Linked DNA regions of Homo sapiens: region 1 is linked to region 2. A link is a contact called in ENCODE Hi-C or POLR2A ChIA-PET data. All regions are on one chromosome and are shown on one strand. The core of a region is the stretch at or near the end of the contact, and the rest is flanking DNA. Distances in the headings are between cores, read along the strand shown.

What was found. A loop is a pair of places that touch in the nucleus more often than their neighbours do. ChIA-PET counts read pairs that join two places held with the same protein, here RNA polymerase II (POLR2A). Pooled maps may share reads with other maps.
Region 1: a pooled map shows a loop between it and region 2 (2.0-fold over the local background). The contact joins two enhancer-like sites. A Hi-C loop is called at or near these places in 1 of 168 maps with a recorded cell type or tissue (heart left ventricle) and 2 of 50 pooled maps. POLR2A ChIA-PET finds 5 or more read pairs at or near these places in 2 of 52 experiments (OCI-LY7 and T-cell).

Annotation. Positions count from the first base shown.
Region 1 is chr1:116,376,324-116,379,023 of GRCh38, reverse strand. The region is part of intron 1 of ATP1A1 (ATPase Na+/K+ transporting subunit alpha 1); the gene reads right to left. Among named protein-coding and RNA genes, the nearest start is that of ATP1A1, 4.4 kb to the right of the region's middle. RefSeq lists an enhancer at 1,152-1,201. Within about 2 kb of position 1,388, at least 34 of the 41 ENCODE cell types and tissues checked have a DNase peak (open chromatin) inside an H3K27ac peak, as active enhancers do.
Region 2 is chr1:116,202,381-116,205,080 of GRCh38, reverse strand. No RefSeq gene overlaps it. Among named protein-coding and RNA genes, the nearest start is that of MAB21L3, 92 kb to the right of the region's middle. Within about 2 kb of position 1,445, at least 2 of the 41 ENCODE cell types and tissues checked have a DNase peak (open chromatin) inside an H3K27ac peak, as active enhancers do.

The DNA of each region.
Region 1 (2,700 bases), core at 139-2,638, 170 kb before region 2:
GATATATTTTTGCTTTTACAGTTATTAAGAACAATCAGACAAAAACTTCAGTTTCTTCAATGGAAAATTCTACCTCTACATTAGGTGCATGGGTTATGAAGGGTTAAAACTTTCTACTTATTCCTTAACTCCCCCTTTCTGCTGACCACCTTACCCTCCTTTTTTTCATTTTACCAGATTGCTCTGGTTAGAGACAACTGATTAATAATCAGCATATGCGTTATGAGAGGACCAGATCAACTCCCAGTAAGTCCTGATCACTCCTCAATTAGTACCCTGAAGCCTAGGCTAGGAAGGAAAATGACTGCCAGGCTGAAGAGGATAAAGGCTGTCCAAGGCCCTAAAGAAATGTCACATGAATTGAAATAATAAAACAAATATGGTGCCATGGAAGCATCATGTGGAAGATAAAAGAAACACACAAGAGGATAACCCCAAAGTGCATTAGGGACCTGCCCCTACATGGTAACAGACTAGAAAGAGCAATCACAGCTCACCGATCTACACAGCAAGGCCCACTGAGTCACAAAATCTTACACTGATTATCAGGCTCCCAAACAATACAAGTCCCAAGGACAAAGCACGAACTATCATGAATCAACTTATCAAATCACTGAGACAGCCAATAGTCATTACTAAATAGGGTTTGAATAAAACTGGAAAGAGATCACGTGCAGATATATTTCATCATAACTCACAAAGGAACTAGTAAGTGAGGTCTAAAACCAGATAAAGAGATTCACTGTAAAGTCACAAAGGAACAAAGGAATGAGGTCTATTGATCAAAAATCCCTTTGCTCAGGATGCAAATAAAAACCAAACCAAAGAGAAAGTGTAGGGTGAAGGGTACTTCTTTCGTAACAGAATCTGCTATCCGAAACACAAAATAAATATGAAGAACTTCTTGTGGATTCCTGACAACAGATTTCAGCACAACTAATGAGGTGAGTCATATGCTAAGAACAGTCTCTCTATGACTCCAGCCAAAGAATACACACTTCCTCTCATACACTCAATTCATAGCAACGTGAGAAAGTTCAGACCTGACTAGGTTCCACATCCCTCCCCCAAAATATATAAATGGAGAGTTTTAAAATGAGTGAGTAGGTTTTACAGTTCTCTCTACTGCACATTATCATGTACTGGACATGTACTTTCAGTGTAATCTAGAATTGGACAGCTCTGGCAGGGATGGGAAACATTTTGCCTGGTGCTTTGCCGTCCAAACCCAGCCACTCTGATTACTGTGAGCCCATCTGATCTGACACTCGGGTTTCTTCTTCTAGCCTGTTGGCTGGCAGAGAGCCCTCGGCAGCTAGAAGAAGTCAGCACAGCACAAATGTTCAGGCTCCCTCTCATCACAGAAGGCCGAAAAGCCCATTTTATTTTGCAAGACTTCAAAAACGTAAAAATGATCATCAACCGCGAACAAAGTCCTTCACCTGAGAAGTGAAAGTAGACAGAAAGATGCTATTAAACAGGAGATTTGCTTGTTGAGCGAAGATAACAGTTGCAATAATGTCAATTGACACCTCTACTTGACTTTCCTATGAAGGGCAATTAACAGTATTTCCCATTATTTTCAAACCTTAATATGTTCTCATGGTGAAAGAAAAACTGCTCTCTAATTTTGCAAGGGCTAATGACTTACTGACGAACAACAAACCCAGTCTGTAAAGATTTGATCTTCTCTTGGCTCTAATTACTGTACCTATGTAAGCCCAATAACAATAGCCACAACTCAGGCTGGCACAGCACTCCTTCCATAAACAGAACATAGATTACTTCACTTGATCCCCAGGATGAGCATTCTATCCAAAAGCCAGATGAGAAACTGAAGCTTCAGGGCTTTTATTTTATTTTACTTTTAAACCTGTTTGTTTTTAAGTGAAGAAACCAATTTTACTTTACCATACAAAATCCTTCAAAGCTATTTTAGTTAAAGCCTTTCTTATTCTTAAGTTTAGATATATTTAAAAGAACATAGCCTGATTTGAATGGAAAGTCACTTATCTGTTCATTTGTTGCTAAAATAATCCGAAAACAATGACTGAGGGTACTGGCATGGAGCATGGATGAGTGCCAAGCCTATTGTGCTATAAGATGTTGAGTTCACTTTTATTTTTGAATGCAATTTAGGAATAACATTCCCAGGAATCTGTATATTTTAAGTGTTAGCCCTCATCTGGGCAAACATCTAACTGAATTTTTAAAGGCATCTTTTTTTTTGTTTTTTTGTTTTGGTTTGTTTTTTGGGCTCTCAGGTTTACCACTCTCTCCCCATCTTCCCAGGTTTAGGAGGCAGGCCTCTCCCTTTCCTACCCTCCCACCCGAAGGTGAGTCACTAGAGTGTTACAAGCTTACTGGCAGGGAACACTACAAATTAACAAACAGTAAGTTACCAAAAGGGGATACACCCTTATAAAAGGGTACAGAAAGAACCTAAGAAGCAGGGAACTGTTACACGCTGAACAACTGACAGGCAAAGGGTGAGGCACAAGTGCTCTCTCCACCCCCCAGCTCTAGGCACTAGTTCTTCCTGTAACTTGCTCCACTAGCTCCCGGCCAGGCCCGGGCAACTTTCCACTCTGAGGCATCTGCCTTACAATGCTTTAAGTCTAAAGTACTAGCTTTATAGCAGCCAGAGGAGCTTTAGTCACACTTTCAAGCTGAGCTCCAAAAGGGCAGCTGATAACATTA
Region 2 (2,700 bases), core at 196-2,695:
ATAAATTTTTGAGACTTTGCATATTTAAAAGTGTGTTATTTTATCATCACACTTATTTGATAATTTGGCTAGGTACAAAATTCCAAGTTGGAGAGCATTTCCTTTCAGAACTTTGACTATATTGCCTCAATTTCCACTGATGCTATTGAGAAGCCCAAATTCACTTTAACTTCTGCTCCTTTGTATGTGACTTGTGATGCTCTGAACTCTTATAGACTTGCTTCCCCCCAGCAAGTTTTCTTTTTTTTTTTTTAATTTTCCAACTAGGTGGCTAAATGTGGATTTGTTTTTATTTGTTGTGTTGGGCATTTCATGTATTCCTGGAAACTTAAAAATTTTGTCTTTTATCTCTGGGAAATTTTGTTGAACCAGTTTATGGTTTCCCCCTTTCTGTTTTCTTTCTTCTCTGTCTCTGAACTCCTATTATTTAAATATTGAACTTCTTGGACCAGTCTTCTCATTTTGTTTTATTTTCTCTCCAATTTTCTATCTCTTTGACTTTTTGCTCTACTTTTTGGAAGATTTACTACTGAGTTTTTCCATTTCTACTATCATGGTTTTAATTTCCAAGAATCCAATTTTGGCCTCTGAATGTTCCTTTTTTGTTTTGTCCTGTTCTCTTTTCTGGGATATATTATCTTCTCTTATCTCTGTAAAGAAATAATATATACATGCACTTTCATTCTCCTCTCCCTGCATATTCTTATTCCCCCACACAATGCTGTTTGTTGCTTGTTTTGCTGTTTGTCATCCACAATATTAGCTTTCTTCAGGTGTTTGGTAATATTGGGATACCTTATCATGATTAAGAGTATGGATTTTTTAATCTGATTGGATGCTCTTATGCTGATTAAAATCTCTGGGCAAGTGGGTGGAGCTTTGGCTAGGGTTATTGGAGAACCTCTTATGTCAGTATTCTTAGGTTTGTCCCTCTTGGGCTATACAGATTGCCTAAGCACTCCACGTGCTTAAAATAGTGCATAACACATACCATATGCTCAACAGATGTTGGTTACTATTAATATTGTTGTATAAAATATGCACACAGAGAAACAAATATACACACAACTAAAGTCCATATCCTTGCCGGGATCTTCTTCATACAGATTCACAAAGGAGTAAGCATTCTCAAAGGTTCGGACGCAAACTTTAAATGGTGGCTTTGATGCTTCAAGGTTGGTGGGCAGATGATTGAGAACAAGAATGAAAGGAAGACACTCAGGACCTATGTAGGAGAGGGTGGAGAGGCAGCTGATTGAGAAGGTGTAAGTGGCTAGAAGATGCCAAGTAGTCACAATGGCTTCTAGAACATACTAGTGTTTTTCTCATTAAACCAGTGTCTAAACACTTTAAATATTTGCAGTTCCAGTGGAATGGGTTTTGGCACACTTGGGGGCAGATTTGTTAATTAGCTCCATGGCTCCTCTGGCGGCCGTCTGTTTTATGGGTGATGGCACCAAAGGACCAACCCTGCCAGGGAAGAGAAGGAATATTCCATTAATCTGGCTGTGGGTTATTAAGCCACTTTTTCTTCCTGTCACAAACAGATTGTGAATCACACTATGTTCTCTCCCACCGTTCCTCTCTGCCTCCTCTCCCCGCTTTGACAGCCTGGGGAGGATGGTGAGACTAGCAAAGCCACACTGTTCTGAAGCCTGGGGAGTGCTGGCCTGTCTGGTTCTTGGTAATGGGAATGGTGCTCTTTTCTGTCTTCCCACAGCTGTCAGTCCCCAGCTACCTGGGAGTTCCCTCCAGAAACCTGACCAGCAGCTTCCGCAGTGCCTGGTCACTGCCAGAGTGGTGGATTCCTCCCAGGAGTTGTAGTCTTTGGCAGGGGATCAGCTCCATGAGCCACTGATTTCAACTGCTCAGCATCTTTATCTCAGCCCTCCTTGTGTATCTGCCTCTCTCAATTCAATTCTAATAACTTTATTGGCACAAAGAGATGGGGAGAGCACTGCCAAAGTCAATAATGGAGTTTCTGCAACCAGGCTAATTTTTGTTGTTGTTGTTTCAGTGTGGATGAGAGGTGTATGGGCTCATATTGCATTTCATCTTTGAATTATTCTCTGGTTAAGTTCATATTAGGAGGCAGGAGTCAGATTGTTTCTCTAGTTACGCAGCCTCATTCTTTTCTCCTTCTTCTTGGTTTATTTTTGTTTGTTTTCATGTCTTTTTCATACCATTTAAAAACAATAAAAAATCAGATAAGCAAATACTTATTGAGATCTTACTATGCCTTAGCCATTATGATAGAGTCTTAAAAGACATACTCTATTTTCTATCTACAGAAGGAAAAAACTAGGCAGGCTAACAAAGAAGTAATCAAATGCGGTTACTTTTAGTTGCCATTCATTCAAGGCAACCAATAATATAAATCCTATCAGTTACAGAAGAAAGATCATTGTGTGGTTAAATGTATGGTTTCTCAACTCTGTTCCTGCTCTTTATGTGACGTTGGGCAAATTACCTTGTTCCTCAGTTTTCTCACCTCCAAAAAGAGAATGATAACACTAGCACCTACCTCCTGTTGTGGGAATTATATAAGACTGAACATAAGGCACTTAGAAAAAGTCCTGGCCCTTAGTAATGACTTGATTAATGTTAACTATTATTATTGTTGTGACCTACAGAGATCTTAATGATTTGCTTGTCCAAACTCCTTCTCTTCACAACGAGGATGATAGAAGACCAGAGAGG